Linked DNA regions of Homo sapiens: region 2 is linked to region 1. A link is a loop called in an ENCODE intact Hi-C map of the cell type or tissue named here. Cell type or tissue: Calu3. All regions are shown on one strand. Each heading gives the region's core, and the rest is flanking DNA. Links, peaks and the distances in the headings are about the cores only. Region 1 overlaps SCIN (scinderin). Region 2 has its middle 430 kb from the start of ARL4A.

Region 1 (4,406 bases), core at 309-4,308:
ATGCGGTCAAGGAAAAGACTGCTGGAAGAGAGAAGCCGGAGAGATGGAAATAGTGAGATAATGGCTGAAGTCATCAAAGAAGAGGAGGACTGGCAGTTCAGTCTATGAAAGCACAAGAGGTCTAGAGGACGGAAAGTCTGATATAAAAGAGAGAGGCAAGATAAAATCAAAGAGGTAAGGGTGAGCAGGGAGGGAACTTGTCCAGCCCCATCCCTGAGGCCATGGTGAGTGGGTCTTGGGAAAACACAAGTTCCACTTGAGAGGGCTGCCAGGGAATCTGTCCTCAGAGGACAGTCGTAGAGAAATCAGGTGCAGGGAGAGGGAGGCTTAGAGAAGAAGTTGCAGGTGGAGGGATGAGATGACCAACCCAAGTTTAAGGGGTCTGCTGATTGACTTGTATGGAGGGCAAGTTTGAGGGACAGCTCCAGGCTTGATATGCAGAGCATGCCAGGCAGCGTAAGGGTGATGTGGAAGACCTGGATTTCAATGGTGACTGGGGTGACAGGATTGTCCTAAGGTGAAAGCACTTAGCCATTTAAAAACCTGGGCAGGCTGGCCTTGTCTATACCTGGAGGTCTTCTTATCTTATGGCACCATGGCATGGGGTTTGATCCCAGCTGCTGTCAGAAACAGCTCATGGGGCCAGTTCAGTTATGGTTCTGGTCCAGTGTGGTGGGACATGCCTCCCATATTTGTTACACTTGGGCAAACGAGGGCCTTCCCTCTCAAATGTCTCCAGTGTGATCAGTCACCTGACCATCACCCATGATCTATCCACCTAAGGCCTTTCAAGATGGAGCTTAAGCAGCCTCACGCTTTTGACAGCTAATTTGTGACAGTATTCTTAAAAATTTATCTGTTTGGGTTCAATGTAATTGAAAATTGCGAAAGGCCTGGTATCTGGAGTTTTACTTTTTACTCAACTCTCCTGCTTTAAATGTTTTTAAAATTTTGAACAGTGGATTAATTATAGGAATGAAGGGAGTTTATTTGCCAAGTTTTTAAAGTCTAATATTTGCTGATGGCTCAGGTCCATTGGGAAGTCCATAACTAGGGCATGTTTTATGGAATGCATGACATTACCTCCACAATTCTGGTGATAGATGCCAGGTTTCTCCGGACTTGAAAGAGGCGTGTAGGGGGAGCAGGTGCCTGACCTCCTTTCTTTGATGTTCCATTCTTGTAAATAATGAGCGGTTTGTCTTTGAACAAACTCAGTAGGTGAACAGGCTCTTTGCCTTGGGAGACTCGGATCTGATGGGGGAGAGGGGGAATAAAAGAAATATAATTAAGAGTGCTGTGAAAGAAGGTTTTAGTTCCAAATGTGTTCTTATGTTGTCTTTTTGAAAATAAAACAAAAAATAAAAAGTCAAGAGCAGGAGGAATGATGATTAACAGAACATATAGGTTAATGATAATTAATTTTCCCTGTTGACTTGAGAATCTTTTGTTATCGCAGGCACGGTGTCCATGAGTAGTTTCTTGTCAGGGGAAACATCACCATGCTCCAATACTTTCTGTTTTTGAAAAGTATGAAGATGTAAGTCTGTTCATCTACATCTCCGAAAGAGAAAAGGTGCTGGTGTCTGCGACCTTATGTGAAAATCACTCTTCTTTCAAGGGCACCAGTAACACTTACAGATATTTACAGAGGTACTAGAATCTCACGTGTTTTGGATCTGGTTCAGAAGGTTAAGAGATGTGCATTCAAATGCTTCACAACATAAGATGACCCCAAATCATACCCATTATTTCTATATCTCTGTATTTGTAAAATAAAAAAATTACACACACACACAAAGATTGCTATGCAAGCACTAAAAATGGGCAAAAATAAACAGAATATGTTTTCTACTTTTTAACTTACCTATAGAAATGTAATAGTAGATATGCTCAATATAAGAAACTTTAAAAAATACAATATAAAGACTTTTCAGGATGAGGAAATTGAAAAAAAAAGGGAAATTATTTTCTTGATTTTATTTATTAGCCCCAAATATTGGATTAGAATTTCCTATTTCTCACACAAACTATTGATGCATTTACATAAAGAGTTCAAATTTCATGTCAGTCTCCCATTGTTTTCATTTGTTCTGCCCTGTGCTAAAATTGAACTGTCTCACTTCCCCTGGTTTGTCTTTTTCTAGAAGCCAGGTGAATGGGAATGCTGATGCATGTACTCATTACATGCATATACATACCTGCATATAGGGAGGCCGAAAGGCATTGAAAATAATTGACTTCATAAATATATTTCAATTAGTAGGCATTCAAATAAGTGAGCAGCAAATTATGGAAACGTTTTGTCAGTTATAGTCTCACAAATACCTAAAACTGTTAGCTTAGCATTTCATATAACATGGAGAAAACTTTAATTGCCAACATGAGAGAAAGAGAAACACTGATTAAGGCCCATCCCTTACTGTCAAAGGAGAATAAGAAAGAAAAAAGGCTGATTAAAATATGTTCAATATGGTTAATATATTCTACAAAGGAGCGTTGAAAACCGCAATACTTTAGTTTTTTCATGCATTATTGTAAGCTACTGCCATCTAGTGATTAAACTAAAAATTACCATTTTGTTGTCAATTTAGGATTCAACCGGCTAACAATTCATGGTAACTCATTAATCGAGTGCATCAAATATAGTACTATGAAATATGAAATATGTAAGACAATGCATGTCTTCATAGTTTTTTAATAGTTTGGTAAGTAATACCTTAAAGATCAACTAAATTCCATAGAATTGAGTGCATTTAAAGAATTCAGTCATTTCATTAATTTATTGATTAAAAGTAGCAAGTTAACTTATTTTTAAAAAGTTAACATGCGCCTTTAAATTTAGATTTAACTTGATTTTTGTATCTACTAACTTGTATCAAGATGGAAAGGAGACCAGCTGGAAGACCAACTTCAGCCTTCACATCTTATACTTTATGTTCTGAAGTGTCTAACTTGCCTCTCTCTATTTAATTATTACATTAAAATAAGCAATTACACACTTACAAAGATTTGAAAACAAGACAGAAAAACCCTTTTGTACCATATAGAGTCTTAGCTCCCTTGACATCAGGAATGAGGAAGTTAAACAGGCACAACCATGTAAAGGGAGTGTTTAATGCTGCTGTATCAGAAACATCACTGCATTGGCCAAGTAAGCACCTGCTTTCAGTTTGAACTCTAATCTGTAAGATGCTTTTCCCACCAGATGGGAGCAGATGGCTTCTCAGAAACTGGCCAAAGACAACAGGCAGGCAGAAAACAGGCAGCAGTGTGTGCAGCTCCAGCTAGGAAGACACAGGGAATGAGAGAGAGGGAGAGAGATAGTTCCAGCTAGCTGTAGGAAAAAGGAACAAGAAAGTACTCTCTCACAGAATGAACGAGAAAGCAGACGGACACATTGGGGCACACTAGAGGAAAATAGGGTCTTCTTGAAGTCTGTATGTCAGTTATACAGTAAGGGAATCTAAAAAACAAAGACCCAAAAACTTTTTCATGGTAACTAATAAGCGTCCTGAAACAAGTAGCAGATACTCCACCATAAATATAAAAGGAGGAGCAGTTGAACTTAGGAGAGTACAGAAGATTGAACCAGGCTAGAAACAGCAGTCTCTTAGACACAGTGAGGAGATCTAGAACTAGACATTGATATCGTCTGATATTGTATAACATTTAAAGTTTTATAATAAATAAAACAGCATATTATCTCTTCCTGTCCCTTTTTCTCTATCTTAATCTGTCTCTAGATAGAGATAGCTAAGATAGATAAGTTAGATAGATAGATATACTAAAAAGTTGACTCATTTATAATTACATGAAATTTTCATTTTGAATTTGGATTCAGTCATTCTCGACAAGTAATTTTTTATTTCAGAAATACCCAAGTAAAAAAATACATCTCTCCTCCCTCTCAATCTCTCCTCCCTCTCACACTATCCTCTCCCTTGCCCTTCCTCTTCTCTCCTCCTTCTTACTTGTCTCATTTCTTCCTCCATGATTTCCCTCTCTTCTCTTCCCCCTCCTCTCCTCCTTACTTGTCTCATTTCTTCCTCCATGATTTCCCTCTCTTCTCTTCCCTCTCCTCTCCTCCTATCCCTTTTCTTTCCCCTTTCTCCCTGTCTTTTCTCTTTGTCCCTCCCATTTCTGTTCATCCTTTCTCCCTCTCCACCACTTCCTCCCTCACTTTTGGGTGTTGGACTTTGTTTCAGTAAAGATTCTGGTACCTAAAAGGGAAATATAAGGACCCATGCTATTTTATCAAGATTTATTTCTGTTTACTTGTGCAAAACATAACTTACGCATGTTTACGATTTGAGAGTGTAAGAAAATGCATCTTTTTTTAACCTATTAATTCGAATTGTTAATCTGTGCTTGTTCTGCACTGTTGTATTTATTTCTCATTGTTG
Region 2 (4,406 bases), core at 217-4,216, 480 kb before region 1:
GGAATCAACTTTTTCCAAGCCCTTGTTAATATTTATATTTTGAACTCCCTCCATAAATCACAAATGTTCTTAATGGCATCTAGAATGGTGAATCTTTTCCAGAAGTTTTTCAATGTACTTTGCCCAGATCCATCAGAGGAATCACTACATCCCGCTGCTATAGCCTTATAAAATATATTTATTAAATAATAAGACTTGAAAGTCCAAATTATTCCTTGGTCCATGGGTTGTAGAATGAATGTTGTGTTAGCAGGCATGAAAATGACATTAATCTCCTTGCACATCTCCATCAAACCTCTTGGGTAATGAGGTACACTGTCAGTGAGCAGTAACCTTTTGGAAGAAATATTTTTTTCTGGGCAGTAGGTCTCAGCAGTGGATTTAAAATATTCAACAAACCATGCTGTAAACAGAGGTGCTGTCATTCAGTCTTTCTTTAATTTCTAGAACACAGGCAGAGTAAGTGCCCTAGGATTTTCAGCATGGTAAATGAGTACTGACTGCAACTTAAAGTCTCAATCTACATTAGCGATTAACAACAGAGTCAGCCTGTACTGCAAAGCTTCGAAGCCAGGCATTGACTTCTCTCTAGCTGTGGAAGTCCTAGATGGCATCTTCTTTCAGTAGAAGACTGTTTGGTCTACATTTAAAATCTGTTGTTAAATGTAGCCACCATCATCAATTATCTTAGCTAAATCTTCTAAATAACTTTCTTCAGCTTCTCCAAGAGCACTTGCCTCTTTACCTTGCACTCTTAAGTTATGGAGATGGCTTCCTTCCTTAAATTTCATAAACCAAGCTCTGCTAGCTTCAAACTCTTCTTCTGCAGTTTCCTTGCCTCTCTTAGCCTTAGAGCACTAAAACTCTCCTCATATCAGCAATAAGGCTATTTTACTTTCTTATCATTTGTGTGTTCACTGGAGTCGAACTTTTAATTTCTTTTGAGAACTTTTTCTTTGCTTTCACAGCTTGGCTAACTGTTTGGCACGAGGAACTGAGCTTTCAGCCTATCTCAGCTTTTGAATTACCTTCCTTGATAAGCTTAATCATTTCTAGCTTTTGATTTCAAGTGAGAGACACGCAATTCTTCCTTTCACTTGAACACTTAAGAGACAACTGTAGGGCAATTAATTGGCCTAATTTTAATATTGTTGTATCTCAGGAAATAGGGAGGCCCAAGGAGAAGGAGAGGGATAGGAGAACAACAGGTCAGTGGAGCAGTCAGAACACAAATTACATTATTAGGTTTGCTGTCTAACATGGCCATGGTTCATGGCACCCCAACACAATTACAATAGTAACATTAAAAATATGTAATAATGACTGATATAATAATGACAAAGTTTGAAATATTATAAGAATTATCAAGCTCACAGAGACATGAAGTGAGCATATGCTGTTGGCAAAATAGCCCCAGTAGACTTCCTTGAGGAATGGTTGCCACAAATCTTCAATTTGTAAAAAATACAATAGTTGTGAAGCACGACAAAACAAAGTATGCCTGTAGACAGCACGCACATCAGAAAAACTCATTCGAATACTCAGAGTATTTTGTTTGAATCCTCTTTGAATACCTATTTGCTGATCCATAATGATATATGTGAGCCACATCATTAGTCATATGATTTATTTCTTTTTTCTGATATTCTTCCTTAAGAATTAGCATTTAGATAATATTAACATTGTTGCAAAAATAAACATTTATGTTCTCCCCATTTCCCATCAATTGTTTTTGCTGCTCCAGAGAACCACAGCATGCAGCAAAAGATTAAACAGCTCATTTTTGTTTCTTCTAGGACTTCAAAGAATCAGTTGGTTTCCACATCAAGTTCAAGTTTATGCAAAGTAGATTTAATTGCTTGTCACTCACACTGGGAAATGTTTCAAACATGGGTTGTTACTTAAAACAGTTTCAAGTTCATATTTTTCAAATCTCCATATTCACTTCAATATAAATGCACTGCAAAGAATAAATTCTTAAAATCAGAAAACATATCTAGCTAAGAATTAGGAAATTGAAATTCTAATAAGCCAAGTTTTCTTTATTTTGTTTTGTTTTTCATAATATTTTTTCTCTATATTGGCCAAAAATGTTCGAAGTGACTGTTGGGAAAATATACAGCAGACTAAGGACAAATTCATATAATATTATCTTAATTTTGGAGAATTATTCAGATGCACGTTTTTCTTATAGAATAACCTGTCAGACTTCAGAGGAATAATCTTTCTAATTTTGTTTTCAGACATTTCCTCCAAAAGATTGCAGAGAAAATCTTCCCACATATCCTGGGGCATACTTCGATGTGCCATTAGAGGGTAGTATTGTAACTACAGAGCTGTTAACCAATATTATTGATATGCCCAGAGGATACCACACCCCCATCACCTATAATCATACTTCCTAGGTACTTTAAGCAAATGAACACTCTAACAGACATTATAGTTGATTGCATACAACTGAGTGCTGAAGACAGCACTTTATGTCTGTGTTCATAATAACTTTCAAATGAATTGGCAGCTTATCTCAAATGGATAAAAGAAATGATAAATCAAAAACTGCAGTACAGGGGAGAAACTCTACACCATTCTACCACTTATGCAATGGAAGAGCCTAGAAAAAAAGAGAGAGGAAAAGTACAAAATAATTTAGCATCTTATAAGGTTGATGAACCTAAATCCAATGATTCATCATTCTGCCACAATCTTGACCCAGTAAATGTGTTATGTGTTTTGTGGGACATACATATACACATTTTTTTCCAAATTCAAATTCAAAAAGAGAAGATAACTGAAACAATATACACAAAGAAAAATATTACATAATTTTGCAAGTGTTGTATCTATATACAGATATAAGAAAAAGCAATATGTGGATAAATATAACAAGAAAAATAATTTTCATCCTCACTAAATTTAGATTTCTCTTTTGGTCTTGTAAACTTGCCTATGAAAACTATCAAAAGAAAAATTATTTGAGATCTCCCCTGAAGAAAGAGATGGAAAATGGAGGCTTGTGATATCCCTGCTTCCCCGGACCCCTCATCTTCCTTACCTGAGTGACATTGTGTCAGAAGAAGAGCATGGTATCTGTTGTCACTCACTAGCTACAATACTGTGGATTCTCAGAGCCTCAATTTCCTCAGCTATGAAAAGATGGTTATAAGATTTACCTCACACAGTTCTATTAGGATTATATTAGGTTACGATTATAGAAATAGTAAGATACAGAGAATGACACACAGTAGAAATTCCACAAGTGCCATTTCTTTCCATCATCCCCTTTGAAACCCAATAAGACTGTAACATATTTAAAGGTCACAATTTCAGATTGGAATTACAAAACCAAGAGACTTAGAGGTAGAATATAGGTTTTTCTGTCTGTTGCCACTTTTACATAATGAAGACAGTTATTTAACTTGTTAACAAGGAAAAAAAAGTAAAAAGTATGCTAATGGATGTGTAGTATTGCAAGTATCAAAATGAATTACATTTGATCTACATAGTACTTCTTTCCTCCAGCTATATCCACTGCACTGTAATCTACTTGTGGCCTATGTCTTACCATCCTTCTATTTCTGTATTCCATGTGACATATGGAAGCTCCCAGACACCCCTCCACTCCAGCATACTGATGACTTAGCAATAACTGGGAGAAAGGTAGTGATGGAGTAGCTAAAGAATTTTAAATTCCATATGAGGAAATATTTATCACTAGAATATAACCATTCCTACATAGAAACCTTTAATCCAAAAGTGTCTTACATCTCCAGGGTTTATGCAATCTGAATATTGAGAAGATATTATTTTAAATTTCCATAAAAGAAGTAAATTATTGTTAACTAGGACATAAAATATGCAGAGACTCCCATTTCTCCACTCTTTCTTCTAATAGTTGGACAGTTTCACAGCTGCTACAAACATCTTCGGGTAAAATTTTGTGTGCTTGGGTGGGGATGGAAGTGATTGAGGGTAGGGGGTTTTAATGCCCATAATCCCAGGCAGCTGAATTCCCCAAATGCTTCGGCTGCCTGGATTCTTTTCTTACTCGTGGGTATGTAGCAGAGCTAAGCCTTCCCTCCATTCCTACTTTAGTCTTTGTTTTCTGAAGTCTGGCTCCCCAGCAGAGGGTACTCCAAATGAATTCTTGGGAACACAAAGTTCCAATGCTGTCTGTGCACTCATTTCTGACACTACTTATGTACAGCATTGATGGATTAAAGATACTGATTTTATCTCTGTGAGGAAAAAAAAGAAGGCAGTTTGCGTGTCTTATCTTGTTATGTTGCAACTCCTTTTGAATCTCTAAGAAGCCTTTGCTTAAAGGCAAACATGGATATGTGGCGATGTTTTAAAACCCACTCTGTATCCCTGGCTTTTCTAGAAGAGTCCAGTGCAGGGCAGCCTTG

The links. Hi-C counts contacts between places; a loop is a spot of excess contacts. Peaks named below come from ENCODE experiments on the same cell type or tissue, not always from the same donor. Only the 100,000 strongest peaks of a DNase experiment are listed, where the experiment ranks them.
Region 2: it touches region 1 in a loop (8-fold over the local background); 14 of 110 quality-filtered maps call a loop at or near these places.

What each region holds. Positions count from the first base shown.
Region 1 is chr7:12,637,195-12,641,600 of GRCh38, reverse strand. SCIN (scinderin) reads right to left here. Exons shown (of 16, transcript NM_001112706.3): 11 at 1,084-1,254. Among named protein-coding and RNA genes, the nearest start is that of ARL4A, 48 kb to the left of the region's middle. RefSeq lists a silencer at 943-1,237. In Calu3, for the core only: a CTCF peak has its summit at 2,494; no DNase peak of the experiment used is centred there.
Region 2 is chr7:13,115,239-13,119,644 of GRCh38, reverse strand. No RefSeq gene overlaps it. Among named protein-coding and RNA genes, the nearest start is that of ARL4A, 430 kb to the right of the region's middle. In Calu3, for the core only: a CTCF peak has its summit at 2,348 (motif pointing right); a DNase peak (open chromatin) is centred at 2,334.